Regions from separate parts of the Mus musculus genome. Here region 1 is linked to region 2. A link is a loop called in an ENCODE intact Hi-C map of the cell type or tissue named here. Cell type or tissue: gastrocnemius. All regions are shown on one strand. Each heading gives the region's core, and the rest is flanking DNA. Links, peaks and the distances in the headings are about the cores only.

Region 1 (7,473 bases), core at 1,195-6,194, 69 kb before region 2:
CGGGGACCCAACTGTTGCACAGAGCACAGTGGCTGCTTGCTGCTCTGCAGGGTGGCTGCCCAGTTATTAGTTGCCAGGCTGCCTGGTAAGTAGAGCACCTATGTGCTGTCCGCACGTGCTAGAAGAGGAGGCACCCATGTCTCCCTAACGCTCTCTGTATTCTTCTGCAGATGTCATGTGGCCTGTGCTTTGGACCGTGGTGCGAACCTATGCCCCCTATGTCACCTTCCCTGTGGCCTTTGTGGTCGGGGCTGTGGGCTACCACCTGGAATGGTTCATCAGGGGAAAGACTCCTCAGCCTGTGGAGGAGGAGAAGAGCATCCTGGAGCGCCGAGAGGACCGAAAGCTGGATGAGATGCTAGGCAAGGACCACACTCAGGTGGTGAGCCTTAAGGACAAGCTAGAATTTGCCCCTAAAGCAGTCCTGAACAGAAACCGTCCAGAGAAGAACTAATGGAGGGCCCAGGTCCCTGTGGTGCACAGGGATATGCCATGTCCTGCCGCCATGTCGACCCAGCTTCAGAACACACATCTGATTTGCTTTGCTGCTCACTCCGGCCCCCTGAGCACCCACAGCCACTCGTGTACTGGCTGGTCCTGTATGGCTGCAGAGCGGCAGCAGTAGGGGCCAGCAATGAGGAAGACTGCGTCTGCTCAGTGGGCTCTCTCCGTGCCTGGACAGGCTTCTGATCTTACCTGGGAGCCCTGCAGGGAGGAGCCCTGGGGAATGAACCTTGGTCTCAGGCTCCCGGGGAGGGGCTTGGCCTCAACTGGGAATGGTTGGGGTTTATCGTTGCCATTAGGAGGGGCACCTCCATGTCTAGTTCTCGTTTTTGCACTGAAAAGAATTCAGGAATGTCCCTGGCTCCCTTGATGAGGCTTTCTTATTTTCCTGTGTGCATTCTTCCCTTTACTGGCTCAGGCGTGGGATTCTCAGGGGAAGGAAAGCATGCTTCTCTTGTGGGGAGCTCAGGCTGTTTACCTCGGGGCCAGCGGGGCATAAGCCTGGAAATAATCACTGTCTTCCACCCTTCCTCACTGGAGTGGGGACTCAATTAAAGTGGCACCTGGCACATACTGATGGAGTCCTGCTCTCTGGATGGGGTCTGGGTTCTCCTCGGAGTTAGTGCAGACATTTGGAGTGTGTCATCAGTATTGTCTGAGGACTTCCCAAGACAGCACAGCTCAGTGCCAGCTGAGTCTCCCAGAGATACAAGATCCCAGGAGTCTTTTTATCGTGACTACACAAGGCTGCAGCATCCCTAGGGTCTAAATCCATAGCACACACAACTCAGGGATAATTTCACATTAACAAAATCTGGCAGAGGTGAGAAGGGGTCACCCACACCCGCAGTGCTCCAGTGGCTGCTGGCAACATTTTGTTCTTTACGCTAATGTCTGTGGGTTTTTAAGTTTTGCTTCCTTTTGAAACAGCCACTGTAGCTGGCCTAGAGGTTGTTACATAGACTAGGGTGGCCTCAAATCCACAGAAGTCTGCCTGCCTCTGCCTCTCAAGAGATGAGACGGTAGGCATGTGCCCCCCTGGCCCACTGCTCTCTGTGTAGGTTTAAAAGGGGTTCCATGGATATCCTTTTATATTATTTTTGCAGATTGTTATTTCTGCCTTACCATATGGTGGTTGGCATTGTTCTCAGAGAAGAGGTTGCTGAGGTAGAACCCAGAGCCTCACACGTGTTAGACAGTCACTGTCTAACAGTTCGGATTCCTCCCTGTTTTCAAGCTCTTATTAAGAAACAGTCCTATTAGGCTGCCAGGATGTTCTTGAATTCCTGGCCCTCCTGCCTCAGCCCCCATGAGTAGCTGGGATTATAGGCTTGTGCTACCAAGCTGGATTCTATCATTGTTTGTTTCCCAGACTGTGTTTCTTTTTTTTTTTTTTTGGTTTTTTGAGACAGGGTTTCTCTGTATAGCCCTGGCTGTCCTGGAACTCACTTTGTAGACCAGGCTGGCCTCGAACTCAGAAATCTGCCTGCCTCTGCCTCCCGAGTGCTGGGATTAAAGGCGTGCGCCACCACGCCCGGCTCCAGACTGTGTTTCTAATACCTTTTATGTTTTACATCCATTGGTGTTTTGCCTGTATGTCTGTGTGAGGATGCTGTGTCCTGGAGCTGGAGTTACAGGTGTGAGCTGCCATGTGGTTGCTGGGAATTGAACCTGGGTCCTCTGGAAGAGTAGTCAGTGCTCTTAACCCCGGAGCCATCTCTCTAACCCCTCTAGCACTTCAAACAAATCTATCTATCTATCTATCTATCTATCTATCTATCTATCTATCTATCTATCTATCTATTTTGTGTGTGTGTGTGTGTGCGCGTGCGCGCATCTGTCTGCACCTTAGTGCACATGTGGAACACAGAAGACAACATTTGAGAATTGGTTCTTTGCTACTATGTGGATCCCAGGGACCAAAGTCAGGTCTTCAAGGTTGGCAAGCAGGTACCTTTACCTGCTGTAACATTTTTCAAGCCCTCTTCATTGTTTTTGTTTGTTTGTATTAATATTTGCTTGTGTGTGTGTTAGCATGTGCTGGTGCCCCCCACTGAAGCCAGAAAAGGTGTCAGTTCCCCTGGGGTTAGAGTCACAGGTGATTGTGAGCCGCTCCATTCTGGGTGCTGAGAGCTGAACTCATGTTCTCTGGAGGAGAGGAGCCTTAACCGCTGAGCCATCTCTCCAGTCCCTTTCATCGCTTTCTTTAATGGCTGCACAATTAGGTACCTACCCATCAAGTGAAGCTCTAGCAAAGGCTGATTCTCGAGTGTCCCTATGAGTTTAAATACTGCAGTGACTGTCTTATGTGTGGTTTCCTCTGCATTCCAGAGTCAGTGGGAAGAACAGCAAATTACCTTAGATGAAGTATGTCTCCATGCATAATACCAAATCTTTCCAAAAGGACTGTAGTGTGTGTTAGCCTAACTCGGCCTATTGCTGGGGAGGCTGTATGGGGAGTGACAGCAGAAGGCAAGAAGAAGCAGGTGGCTGACCCAGTGAGCAGAGAAAGCATGAATCTGCCCTCAATGAGGAAGGTGCCTCTCCTGCTTATCTCAGGAGCTGTCTCCCCAGAGGTCTGATGGATGACTTCAGGTGGAGAAGCCAGCAATGGGGTGGGTGTCCTGGGAAGAGGGCAGGTGGTGACCTGAAAGAGGAAATCCAGTTAGTAGCATCCTCTCTGTGCCTAAGGGAGTTGCTGAGCTGAGTCATCGTTGCTTTAACAGATCTTGGGGGTGGGGGTGGGGGTGGGGAGTGATAGGAGCAACTTTGTGCCACCTAAGTAAAGATGAAAAGATTGCTGATTCTGAAAGCATCATCTAAGCTGAGCTTTGGCAAGCCTCAGCTAGGCTAGTGGTGTGCTTCATTAATAGCCCGGTGGTGCCACTCTGTGGCCGTTCTAAGTACTACCAGGCCTGTGACTGCTCCACTGGACTAAACTTGAGTCAACGTTGATGCCTGCAGGGGGCAGTCAGGTGCCAAGTGAGCGAGTGGGCTAGCCAGGCTGGAAAGTAGAAACTACAGATCTGGCAAAAGGGGCCAGTAAAGACTCACTTTCCCATTTGTTTAGCTCACTCAGAGGTACCAGGTTTTCTATATCTTCTCCCTTAGAGATGCTAGAAACAGAATGAAGTTTTTCTTATTATTTCTGTTTATAGAATCTGTTTTCTAAATATTGATAACTCATTAAAGAAAAGCTAAGGCTAGACATTTAGTTCAGTAGGTAGAGAGAGTTAACTACCCATCATGAAGCTCTGGGTTCTGTCTTCAGCACCATATAAGCCAGGTGTGTGTGCCGTGGGCTTGCCTGTGACCTAAGCGCTTGGGAGGTAGAGGCAGATCAGAATTTCAGGGTCAGGCTAGTGAGATTGCTCAGTGGGTGATCTGGTGGCTTGTACAATTTGGTGGCCTGAAGTCAATCCCAGGAATACCCCAAAAAGGTTGATGGAGAGAACAAACTCCACCAAGATGTCCTCTAGCCGTCATCTGGGTTGCTCTGTGGCAGGTACATGCGGCATGCACACCACATACAAACAGTAACACATACATTACACAGTTCACACCACATACACAAATATATATGCAAATAGTAACATATATTAAACAGTTCATGGCCACTGTTGGCACAGCAAGGTCAAGGCCTGGGATATAAGAGATGCTGTTTCAGAACAACAAAAACAACCAAGAATTAAACGTAAGGGCCAGCAAGATGATTCAGTGGGAAAAGACACTTGCCACTAAGCCTGATAACCTGCCCTTGATCCTTGAATCCCACATGATAGAGGGTGGGAACCAACTTGCACAAGTTGTCCTCCGATTTGCACACGTAGGATGTGGCAAGTGTGTGTATATACACATGCAAGAAATAAGAATGTTATTAAAATATAAAATCAACCTTGCCAATTTTCAACCTCTCAAAATGCCCCTTTAGGGAGCACGTGTTCCAAAATGTTCCAGTCATCACCACAAAGGAAAACGTTCCCTCCCTGATTCGATAAAAGGGGGATACCCTTTGACTATACCCCAGAGTTGGATTTCCATGGAAACATTTGGAGCCAGGTGTGGCAGGGATTGCCTAGGAAGCTGAGGCAGGAGGATGGGAAGCCTTGGCCATTTAACTAGTTTAAGTCTAGCCTAAATCCATAGTGAGACTGTGTCAAAAAATAAAGCAAAACTCCCCCAAAGGAAAAAAAAACAAAAAAAAACCAAACCATTTTTTAGTATCCCGAGTGCCTGAGTGTGTGCAGCTTCACTCAGCCTGGAAAAACATTGAAGGATGGAAAGAAAAACGCAGAAACAACTAGAAGGTTTTCCCATAGACGTTTTTAGATTTTTCAGATATTTTAGAATATCCCTGTCCCCACGGGTGCCCCTCCTACCGGCGCCTCGCCTGCCATCTTTGGAAATCCAAGAGATCCTCTCTTCCAGTCTCACTTTGATTGTGCCTCCTTTTAAATAATTTTATTTCTTGGGGCATGTCCTTGTTGAATTTTTGCCTCCAGTGAGTCTATTAATATTCTCAGCCAGACATTTCTTTCCCACGGGCTGGCCGAGGTCTGTGGCTACTGTAGCAGCGATAAGAAGCTGCCGCTCTTTCGCCTCTTCGCCTCTGTGCAGGTGATGCTTGTTTGTTTGTTTTTGTTTTGAGTAGCGGGGCTTAGGGAGCATGTGATGCGATGAGCGAAGCATGGTTATCTTGGTGAATCGTGCTGATTCACCTTGGAGACATGTGGCCGTCTTTTGACTGGGCCAACAGTCAGGGTTCACTGAAATACGTTACGGAATGGACGTGCTTGGAACTTTTTGTGTGTACTCCAGTCCTCTTTGGGTCTCTCCCCCGCCCTGTGATGAAGTGCCTTTGGGGCAGGCTTATCCTGTCTGAGCAGAGCAGGACTTGCTTCTGCCCCCTCCGCGGCTCACTGGTGCTTTTCCACTTTCTAGGCTCTTTCCTGTGTCTGTTGGCGGCGTTAGCGCAAGGCGGCTGGGCAGCTGCCAGGACAAGCCTGCCAGGGAACACGTTGACTTTTGTCAGCCTGTCGGAGGCCCTGGGTTGCTGAGCCCGTCAGGGAGCAGACTTCTGAGATAGTGAGGAATTACCTTCACAGAAGTCTGGTTTGGGAACCAGACAGTCAGAGGGAAGAGGCTCCCAGTGCACATGCGCACACACGTGTGGATGGGTGCATGCGCACCTGCTTGCCCGTGTGTGGGGGTCAGAGGTCAACACTGGGTATTATCCTCATTCACTCCTCATCTTATTTTTTTTTTTTGAGATGAGGGTTCACGAGGAACGTAGAGCTGGACAATTGAGCTAGACTGGCCGGCCAGCAAGCCCCAGGGATCACTTCGACTGCCCCATCTCCTGAACCCAAGTGGCTGTCTTGATTGACATGTTCTCTCGCTCTGGGTGGTTCCTTGTGCTCTCTGAGCTGAATTAGGGAGTGGAGCAGAAGGAGCATCGAGCCACGTGCAGACTTGAGTTCTGTCTTCTGCCTGAGCGGCTACCTCAGTCATCTTAACTGAGTCTCTGAGGCTTTCTGGACCTTGGTGTCTTTGCCTATAAAAGGGGTAAGAGTGTTTGAGAGATAGCACGAAAACTTCAGCGGTGGTTCTCAACCTTCCTAATGCTTCCACGCTTTAATCCATTCCCTCATGTTGTGGTGACCCCCAACCATAAAATTGTTTTATTGCTACTTCATAGCTGTAATTTTGCTACTGTTATAAATCATAGAGTAAATATCTGACATGCAGGATATCTGATATGCGACCCCTGTGAAAGGGTTGTTTAACTCCCAAAGGGGTTGTGACCCACAGGTTGAGAAACTCTTCTCTAATAGCTGTATGTGATCTGGTGAGTTGAGAAGAGGACAGAGCAGCCTTTGCTGAGTGGTGGTGACAGGGGTCCCTCACAGGCCCCTGGTTAAGGACATCTTACTATAGGCTCCAACTTGACCAGAGGGATCAGGGAGCCGAGGTTACAGATCTCTAGTATACAAAGTCCGAGCTGGAATAAGAGGAAGCCAGCAAGAGTTCACGGATCTGGAGAATGGGTGGAGGAGATAGAGCCTTGCACTTGAAGACAAGAGAACCGGGTGGCGCAGGTTTCACCTTCCTGGCTCCTGGTTCCCTATGCACAACAGAGATGCCATTACTCGATCCCTGCTGGTAATGACCCAGGGAAGCCTCCCTTCTGTTGGAGTGGGATGGTAACCAGTCTGAGCAGTGAAACATAAGCAAGTGGTCTTTGATTCTGACACTGTACACAGCCTCTTTTAAAAGTGTTTGTTAAATAGAAGTCTCTGGAGGGGGTCAGCTACAATGTCAAGAGTAATTAGCGATTGGGAGATGAGTTTTCATCCTGCGCCAGCGGTGGCTCTTGTCCTCTTAGAAACAGTTTATTCATTATGAATCTCATTTGCTAACATTATTTATCTGCTTTTGAAATCCTTTTTTACACAATACAGAGGCAAACCATGGCTTTCAAAACACATCAAACGAGCCCTCGAAATCACTGAGGTTTACGCACACCGATAGCTTCCCCGCAAGGGTGGCTTTGTTGTTGTTGTTGGGAAAAGCCCAAAGGTATGGTTTGTGCCCCTTTCACTCCCCCTGTGCCTCACACCCAACTCCGTTCCCCCCCCCCCCCACAACCCGCCACCGACCTCCATCATCCTATTTGCCACTCAGCCTGAGCTGCTAGATGCAGCTGGAGCAGTTAGTATTACCGGGCTGCCTAGCACTGTCCCATTTATGACTTTGGGATGTGATATCCTCTGTAAGATGTGCAGCGAGGCCTCTCTAAGCCCTTCAAGCCCCTGGCACTGTTTCTGCACTCAGGCCTTTGCTTCTTGCTTGCTGTCTGTTCAGCCACTTCAAGGCTGAAGGTATTTATTTGGGCTAAAAGCTTTTGGGATGACATATCCGGTGTCCTCCATTTAGCCCGTCACAATCTCTTTCTTTTTAGTTGGTGGT
Region 2 (7,473 bases), core at 753-5,752:
CCGAGTTGCCTTTGAGGTTGGGCCTCAAATCCTTTTGAAGGTTTTGCTCCCATCTGGTTCCCAGGGAAGTGGGGGGCAGGGGAGCTCATTGAGGACCTCGGGGTGATGCCAAGGTTGCTCCAACCCCTTCCTGGACTCTGAGATCAGGTGTCACAGATGAAGAAGGGGTAGGGGCCAACCAACACAATATTCAAAAGTCAACTCTTCTGAGGGAAAATGTCCCTGGATCGTCACTCTTCACCCCCACCCCTTTTGTCCTGACCCTGTTCAGCCTGCCACCAACTCAGTGACCCCAGATGGTCTCCTAGCCTCCACTCAGCCTCTACATTTTTGCAGAAACCTGGCTATAAGGTTGCCCTGTTTCAATGCCAGGCCGGCACTCCGTCACCAGCCCCATCCAGTCATTCTCTGTCGTGTCTGTGTGCACCTACCTTTGTGCATGGCTCTGTCTTCTCGGAGCAGCCTCACGTGTGGGAAACTCTCACACGTGGATGCCTCCAGCCCCTCAGGTCTTCGCTGAGATGTCTGTCATCTTCCCCAGAAGTTCCTTTGCTGGCCTCCACTGGGTCAGATATGCCCTGCAATTCCTTGTTTAAAGCTTTTTAGATGTAGTTAATATATGTAATACTATATGATATGTAAATATAGATTTATAACACATATGACTTAATATATAATTATATATATATATGCATTATATATGTATATATGCACACACACACACACAACTCGGTGGCATAGACCAGTAATCCCACCATTCATGAGGACTGCCAGTTATGGGCTAGCTCATACTATACAAGATCTTGTCTCAATCAGAACACAGTTCTTATCTCTGGAGCCAACTATGACCGACCATGCCCTGGGAACACATATTTAAGTTACCCCAAACGTCATGTTTCATCATGGCAACTGTTTTATGAAGGTTTTTGTTTTGTTTTTGTTTTGTTTTGTTTTGTTTTTTGTTTTTGTTTTTAAATAACAGAACAAAGTGTTTTAAGAACTATGGATGGTAGAAGAGCTGAAGAGATGACTCAGTGGAGGTCCTGAGTTCAATTCTCAGGAACCACATGGTGGCGCACAGCCATCCGGAATGGGCAGCTGGATGTGTCTGAAGACAGCTACAATGTACTCATATACATAAAGTAAATATATCTTTAAAAGAAAAGGGCTGGGGAGATGGCTCAGCAGTTAAGAGCACTGAACTGCTCTTCCAGAGGCCCTGAGTTGAATTCCCAACAACCACGTGGTGGCTCACAGCCATCTGAATGAGATCTGATGCCCTCTTCTGGTGTCTGAAGACAGTGACAGTGTACTCACATACATAAAATAAATCTTTTAGAAAAGAAAATAAACTGGTAGAAACATCATATATCTGAGTCTTGGCAAAGCAGGGAAGTCCCTCCTGCTGGCCTCAGATGCGTTCAGGATGCTCTTAGCCTTTGGATTGGTGGAAGCTAGGAGTCTGTGTATTCCAAAGATATTACCTAATTGTCCCAAGGGTGTTAGGTGGAATGCAGAGGTGGGCGATACCTGTCTTTGGGGGTGGTAAAGATAACCTAAGGTAATTTGACTTGAGACCCGCTAACATTTCTGCTCCCTATAATTACAGTTCTAATCAGTCAGCTTGGCAGGACCTTTAACACAGATGCAGTGGGTGTGTAGGAGGGCCTCATTTTACACACACACACACACACACACACACACACCCCTATCAAAACAAAACCTGCCAACTCAACCAAGTTAACTTCAACCTGTATCAAATATATTCACATTGCTATGCAACATATCTCCAGAATGGTTTCTCTGGCCAGGTGGAAGTGGTATCCACTGAATGCCTGCCTGCCTTTCTCTTTGCTTCCCCTGCCCCATTACACTGGAAGCATCTTACGGGCAGGCAAGCAGCGCAAAGCAGGGCACCAGGCCTGTAGATGGAATTACCAATTCAGCATACGCTTACTGGGTGCTTTCTGATGCTGTAACACTGTCCGGACACTGTCGGCAGCCAGAGAACACAAGAGATTCTTAGCCTCCTGGACTTTACTTTCTAGCTGTGAGAAGACAGAAAAGACAACAAAACAAAACACCAAAAATAAAATACAAAAAAAAAAAATGGTTAGTGATTCAAACAAATATGGTGGCGGGGTGGGTGTAGGGAACATGAGGCACAGAGCACACGGAGTATCCAGTTTCAAGTTCCTATAGAAGAGAAATTTGCACCAAACAGTTGCCACAGAGGCTGAGCCTCTAAGGAAGAAGGAAGTCCCATGGCTGCCTAGGCATTCCAGGTGCAGAGAACCTGGGTGTCAAGTTCCTGAGGCAGGGGTGTGCCTTGGTGTCTCCTCCCTGAGGGGCAATGAGGAGGTCGGCGTGACTGAGACAGGTGATTGAAAAGGAGTTGAAGAAGGTGAAAGGCTAGTTGTCGGGTAGGGCGGATACCGTCAGGCCCTGTCAGAGATGACTTTTGATCATTGGGGACAGAGGAACTTGTGGTCTCCCTTTGGGTTTTTGCAGCATGTCCCCCCATCAGGACGTGTTAAAATATAAACTATGCGAGTGACACAGGCAGACGCGTGCAGACTGCATCAGGTGGCAGGCCAGCTGGTAGCAAGTCCAGGTCGGCTTCTGCTGTCACAGCTCATGGCCAGTCCACGACAGGGTGCTCTGCTCCGGGAGGGATCTGGTGTCACCATGGTTCTGCCCCTTCCCATCTGGGAATCCCAACTCCCTAATGTTTGTGTGATTCTCAGTTCCTCTTCAGCCAGCCTCCCAGGGTCAGGAGCAGGAGGTGGGGGGGCGGGGGGTGTCTTACCTAGGCCGGGCTGCTGTCAACAGAATACCTGAGCCTCAATGATTTAAACCAAAATGTTCCTTCCATGAAGGTCTGGAAGCCAGAGACCAGTTGTCATGCGGCATGGCCAGGTTCTTGGGAAAGGACATCTGACTGACATATTCACAGGACAGAAAGATCCTTAAAAAAAAATTCTTCCCTTCCTCCACTCCTCCTCTTCTTCTCTCCCTTCAGCTACTCCGCTCCCTTCTCCCCCCCCCCCCCCCAACAACCTCATGTGGCCATGCTGGTCTCAAACTCCACATATAGCCGAGGATAGCCTTGAACTTCTGATCCTCTAGCTCTTCCTGCTGAATGCTAACATTAAGGGAACGCTGTTACACTCAGCTCTGTGGGTGCTGGAGATTGAGCCCGGGGCTTCGTGCAGGCTAGGCAAGCTCTCTAACCAACTGAGCCGTTTTTCAACTCATCCCACACCCTTTCGTTTTCGTTTGTCTTTTGAGTCTCCTTGTGTGGACCAAACTGTCCTCAAACTGATGATCCTCCTGCCTCAGCCTCTCAAGTGCTGGGAGTTTAGGTGGGTGATACCATACTGGGTTTCTCCTGTCTCTTTTTATAAGGACACTAATCCCATTTGACAGGGGTTTACTCTTGACCCAAACATCTTCCAAAGGTCCACTACCTAATATACCATCACACCGAGGGTAGGATTTTAATATATGGTTTGGAGGTGGGGGGGGGGGGAACAACACAAAATCAGTCCACACACAACACAGTCCTGTGTTCTAGAATGAATGAAGACAAAAAGTTCTCTTGGTTGTCTGGGGCTGTCGGGTGTGGTGCCCACGTGTACTACACTCTGACTTGGAGACTTCTAAGTGGCATCTTCATCCATGGCAGGAATGAAGGATGCCTGCTCTGACCCCTCAAGCCTCCCAGAAGGGAAGAGGTGCACTCCAAAGGGACATGAGTGCCACCTAGTGGTAAGAGTGATGATTGCTGTGAACTTAGTCATGACTGCAGAAAGATACAAACTCCTGGTGGATCCGTGCACTGAATGGATCTCTGTCAAAGGCTCAATGCCCAGGGCTGGGCAAAAATTTAGTAGGCATCTTATCTATTCCATGCCAGGAAACACCATGGTTGATTATCCCGTCCCAAAAGTCATGCCACCACAAACATCCCTTTGCCTGTGCATTACAGGGCAGGCCGTTATGACATTGCTTTGCTTATGCTGCCATTATGACTCTGATCACTTTGCCTTTGTTGATTCAGGGCTGCCACCTGGCCCCTGCTCCTTTCTACTTTGGGGCTCAATTAAACCCACTGCACTTAATTCATGCAACGGTGCAGCAGCGCCTCCAACCCTAAGGTCTGGCACAAGGAAAAGGGCAATAACAGAGCTCTTCAAATGTGTTGGTACACCTATCACCATTTTGCACGCCACAGGATTAGTGAATGGCACATCTTCTGGGCCTTTCCATTGTGGAGAATTAGGTTTTACATAGGGTACCTGCTCTGACGTCATGGTTTCCTTCAACTTCCTTCATCAACACCAAACCAGGGGATATCGGGCATCTTTAACTCCATTTCAGTCGGCCATCTTTTGACAAATGCTTTATCTAACCATTCAAACACCTTCCACATTCAACCTAAAAATCTCCACTCAATGGGCCCATATTAATAAACTCAGCCTGACCCAGTTTTATGTTCCGTTCACCATTAGCCCATGCCCTTAAGATCCATTCCCACACATATTCCTCAGACTTCTGCTTGAATTAATTAGCAAACTCATTAAGCTCCTTAGTAGTACCTCATGAGTAGTACTTCCTTGCGAACCACACTTTCTATCTCTCCGCTACGAGACTGCCTTAAGCTTTGGTCTGGTTATAGATCTAGAGACAACTATTGGTGGGCCCTGGGGGACATCAGTATTGGCTTGCCTGGCATCTCCTTAAGAGAAATTCATGCTGGTTTAGCAGACAATGAAGGGTTAATTTCCTCAGTCAAAGGCAGAAAATATTGCAGGGGATGGGAGCACATCTTCTGCTGAGGATCGAAAGTCCTTGGTCCTCCCACACATCTCCATTCCAAGTTACAGGACCCCACTCTTTACCACTTAGTGCCCTTACTTTAACACCTTCTGGGCCTGGGACATGAATTGTCTTTGCAGTTCAGCCAGTCTCATATTGAAGGCTTTGGCTTGATTTTCTGGAAGATGCTGGAGGGGTTAGGAATGAAGCTTGGTTGTGCTTGCCTAGTGTCGTCGTCACTGTTCTATTGCTGTAACAATAGAACCATACCATGACCAAGGCAACTTATAAAAGAAAGCATTTAGCTGGGGGCTGGCTTATAGTTTCAGTGGCTTAATCCATTATCATCATGGCGGGGAACATGGGGGCAGGGAAGTAGGCATAAGATGGAGTAGTAGCTGAGAACTCACATCTGATCTGAAAGTTGCAGGTGGAGAGATGGGGAGACTGGACCTGGTGGGGGCTTTTGAAAGCTCAAAGCCCAGCTCAGTGACATGCCTCCTCCAGTAAGGCCACACCTCCTCCAACAAGGCCACACCTCCTAATTTTTCCCAAACAGTTCACTAACTGGGAGCCAAACATCCAAATATACGAGCCAATAAGGGCTGTTCTCATTCAAACCATCACACCTACCAGGCACAAAGATCTCCGGTTGATCCTTATCATAAAACTAGGCATAATGGTCCATACCTGTAACTCCCACACTCAGGGGATAGAGGCAGGAGGATCAGGAGTTCAAAGTCCTCCTCAGCAACATAGCAAGTTCAAGGCCAGCCTGGGTGACCTGAAACTCTTTTTAAAAATTATTTCTAGCCAGGCAGTGGTGGCACACGCCTTTAATCCCAGCACTCAGGAGGCAGAGGCAGGCAGATTTCTGAGTTCAAGGCCAGCCTGGTCTACAGAGTGAGTTCCAGGACAGCCAGGGCTATACAGAGAAACCCTGTCTCGAAAAAACAACAACAAAAAATTTCTATTAATTTTTTCATAAATATGTTTGATCATATTCTTTTTCCTCCCCCAATACCTCCCTGATCTCCCCCATCTCTCTATCCACCCAATATCATGTTTTTTCCTCTCTCAAAAAAGGAAAAACAAAAACAAAAGAGAAAATCAAGACAAACTTAAAGCATTAAGACAAAAATACCCAAACCACACCAAGACCATGGAGTTTGGTTTGTATTAGCCAACTACTCCTGGGCATGGGGTCTGACCTGCAGTGTGGTGGATCTATCCAGTGCTACTCCATTGGAGAAAACTAATTTTCCCTTATCTAGCAGGCACCAATCCCTCTATTGAGCCCCTCCCCTTAGGGCTTAGGGATCCTCCGTGCAGCAGAGGAGGAGGAAACCTGGTGGGTGACTGCAAAGGAAAGAGTGTCATGCAGACAAGAGGGCTGGTACACACATGAGCTCGTAGAGACCTTGACAGTACTCACCAGCCCTGCATGTGTTCAAGCCAGACAAAACCCCAGTTCTGAGAAGTGAAACAAGGCCCCACTTCCAGCCAAGAAGCGATTTGAAACTCCTGAATATTTTAATGAATTAATGAATTGATTTTAAAAACGTATTCACTTTACATCCTGCTCACTGTCCCCCTCCTGGTCACTCCCTCCCACAGTCCTTCCACCACACTCTCTCCCCTTCTCTGAGTGGGTGCCTCCTGTTCGTATCCCCCCACCCTGACACTTCAAGTCTCTGAGAGGTTAGGTACTTCCTCTCCCACTGAGGGCAGACAAGGCAGCCCAGCTAGAAGAACATATCCCACAGACAGGCAGTGGCTTTTGGAATAGACCCTGCTCTAGTTGTTGGGACCCACATGAAGACTAAGCTGCATATCTGCTACACACACACACACACACACACACACACACACACACACACACACAGCTAAACAGAGAATTCTCAACAAAGGAATCTTGAATGACCGAGAAGTGCTTGAAGAAATGTTCAACATCATGAGTCATCAGGGGAGTGCAGATCAAAACGATTCTGAGGTCCCATCTTAGACCCATCAGAAGGACTAGGATAAAAAACTCAAGCGATAGCACATGCTGGCAAGGATGTGGAGCAAGTGGGAACACTCCTCCATTGCTGGTGGGAGTGCAAACTTGTCCATCCACTTTAGAAATACATTTAGCAGTTTCTCAGAAAACTGGGAATAGTTCTACCTCAAGACCACTCCTGGGCATATATCCAAAAGATGTTCTACCATCCCACAAAGGCATTGGCTCAACTATGTTCACAGCAGCTTTATTCATAATAGCCAGACACTGGAAACAACCTAGATGTCCCTCAACTGAAGGATGGGTAAAGAAAATGTGGTATATATACACAATGGAATACTATACAGCTAAGAAAAACAAAGTCATCATGGATTTTGAAGGCTAAAGAATGGATCTTGGGTATATCATTCTGAGCGAGGTAACCCACTCCCCCAAAGGACATGCACGCTGTATATTCACGAATAGGTACATTTTAGCCATAAAATGCAGGATGCCCATGTTATTCTCCACAAACCCAAGAGGCTGGACAGGAAGGCGGGCCCAGGCAAGGATGCTTGAGCCTCACTTGGAAGGGGAAATGGGATGTGGGGTTTTATTTTGTTTTGTTTTGGTAGTGGTGTGTGGCTGGAGAGGTAGCTCAGTGGTTAAGA

What was found. Hi-C counts contacts between places; a loop is a spot of excess contacts. Peaks named below come from ENCODE experiments on the same cell type or tissue, not always from the same donor. Only the 100,000 strongest peaks of a DNase experiment are listed, where the experiment ranks them.
Region 1: a loop joins it to region 2, with 11 times the contacts of the local background. A loop is called at or near these places in 29 of 42 quality-filtered maps.

Annotation. Positions count from the first base shown.
Region 1 is chr4:127,246,733-127,254,205 of GRCm38, forward strand. Smim12 (small integral membrane protein 12) reads left to right here. Exons shown (of 2, transcript NM_030252.2): 2 at 171-1,077. The coding sequence starts at 176. The coding sequence ends at 454. Among named protein-coding and RNA genes, the nearest start is that of Smim12, 6.7 kb to the left of the region's middle. In gastrocnemius, for the core only: a CTCF peak has its summit at 3,432 (motif pointing right); DNase peaks (open chromatin) are centred at 3,101, 3,431 and 5,493; H3K4me3 peaks cover 715 bases; H3K27ac peaks cover 1,963 bases.
Region 2 is chr4:127,316,080-127,323,552 of GRCm38, forward strand. No RefSeq gene overlaps it. Among named protein-coding and RNA genes, the nearest start is that of Gja4, 5.8 kb to the left of the region's middle. In gastrocnemius, for the core only: CTCF peaks have their summits at 1,290 (motif pointing left) and 3,767 (motif pointing left); a DNase peak (open chromatin) is centred at 3,768.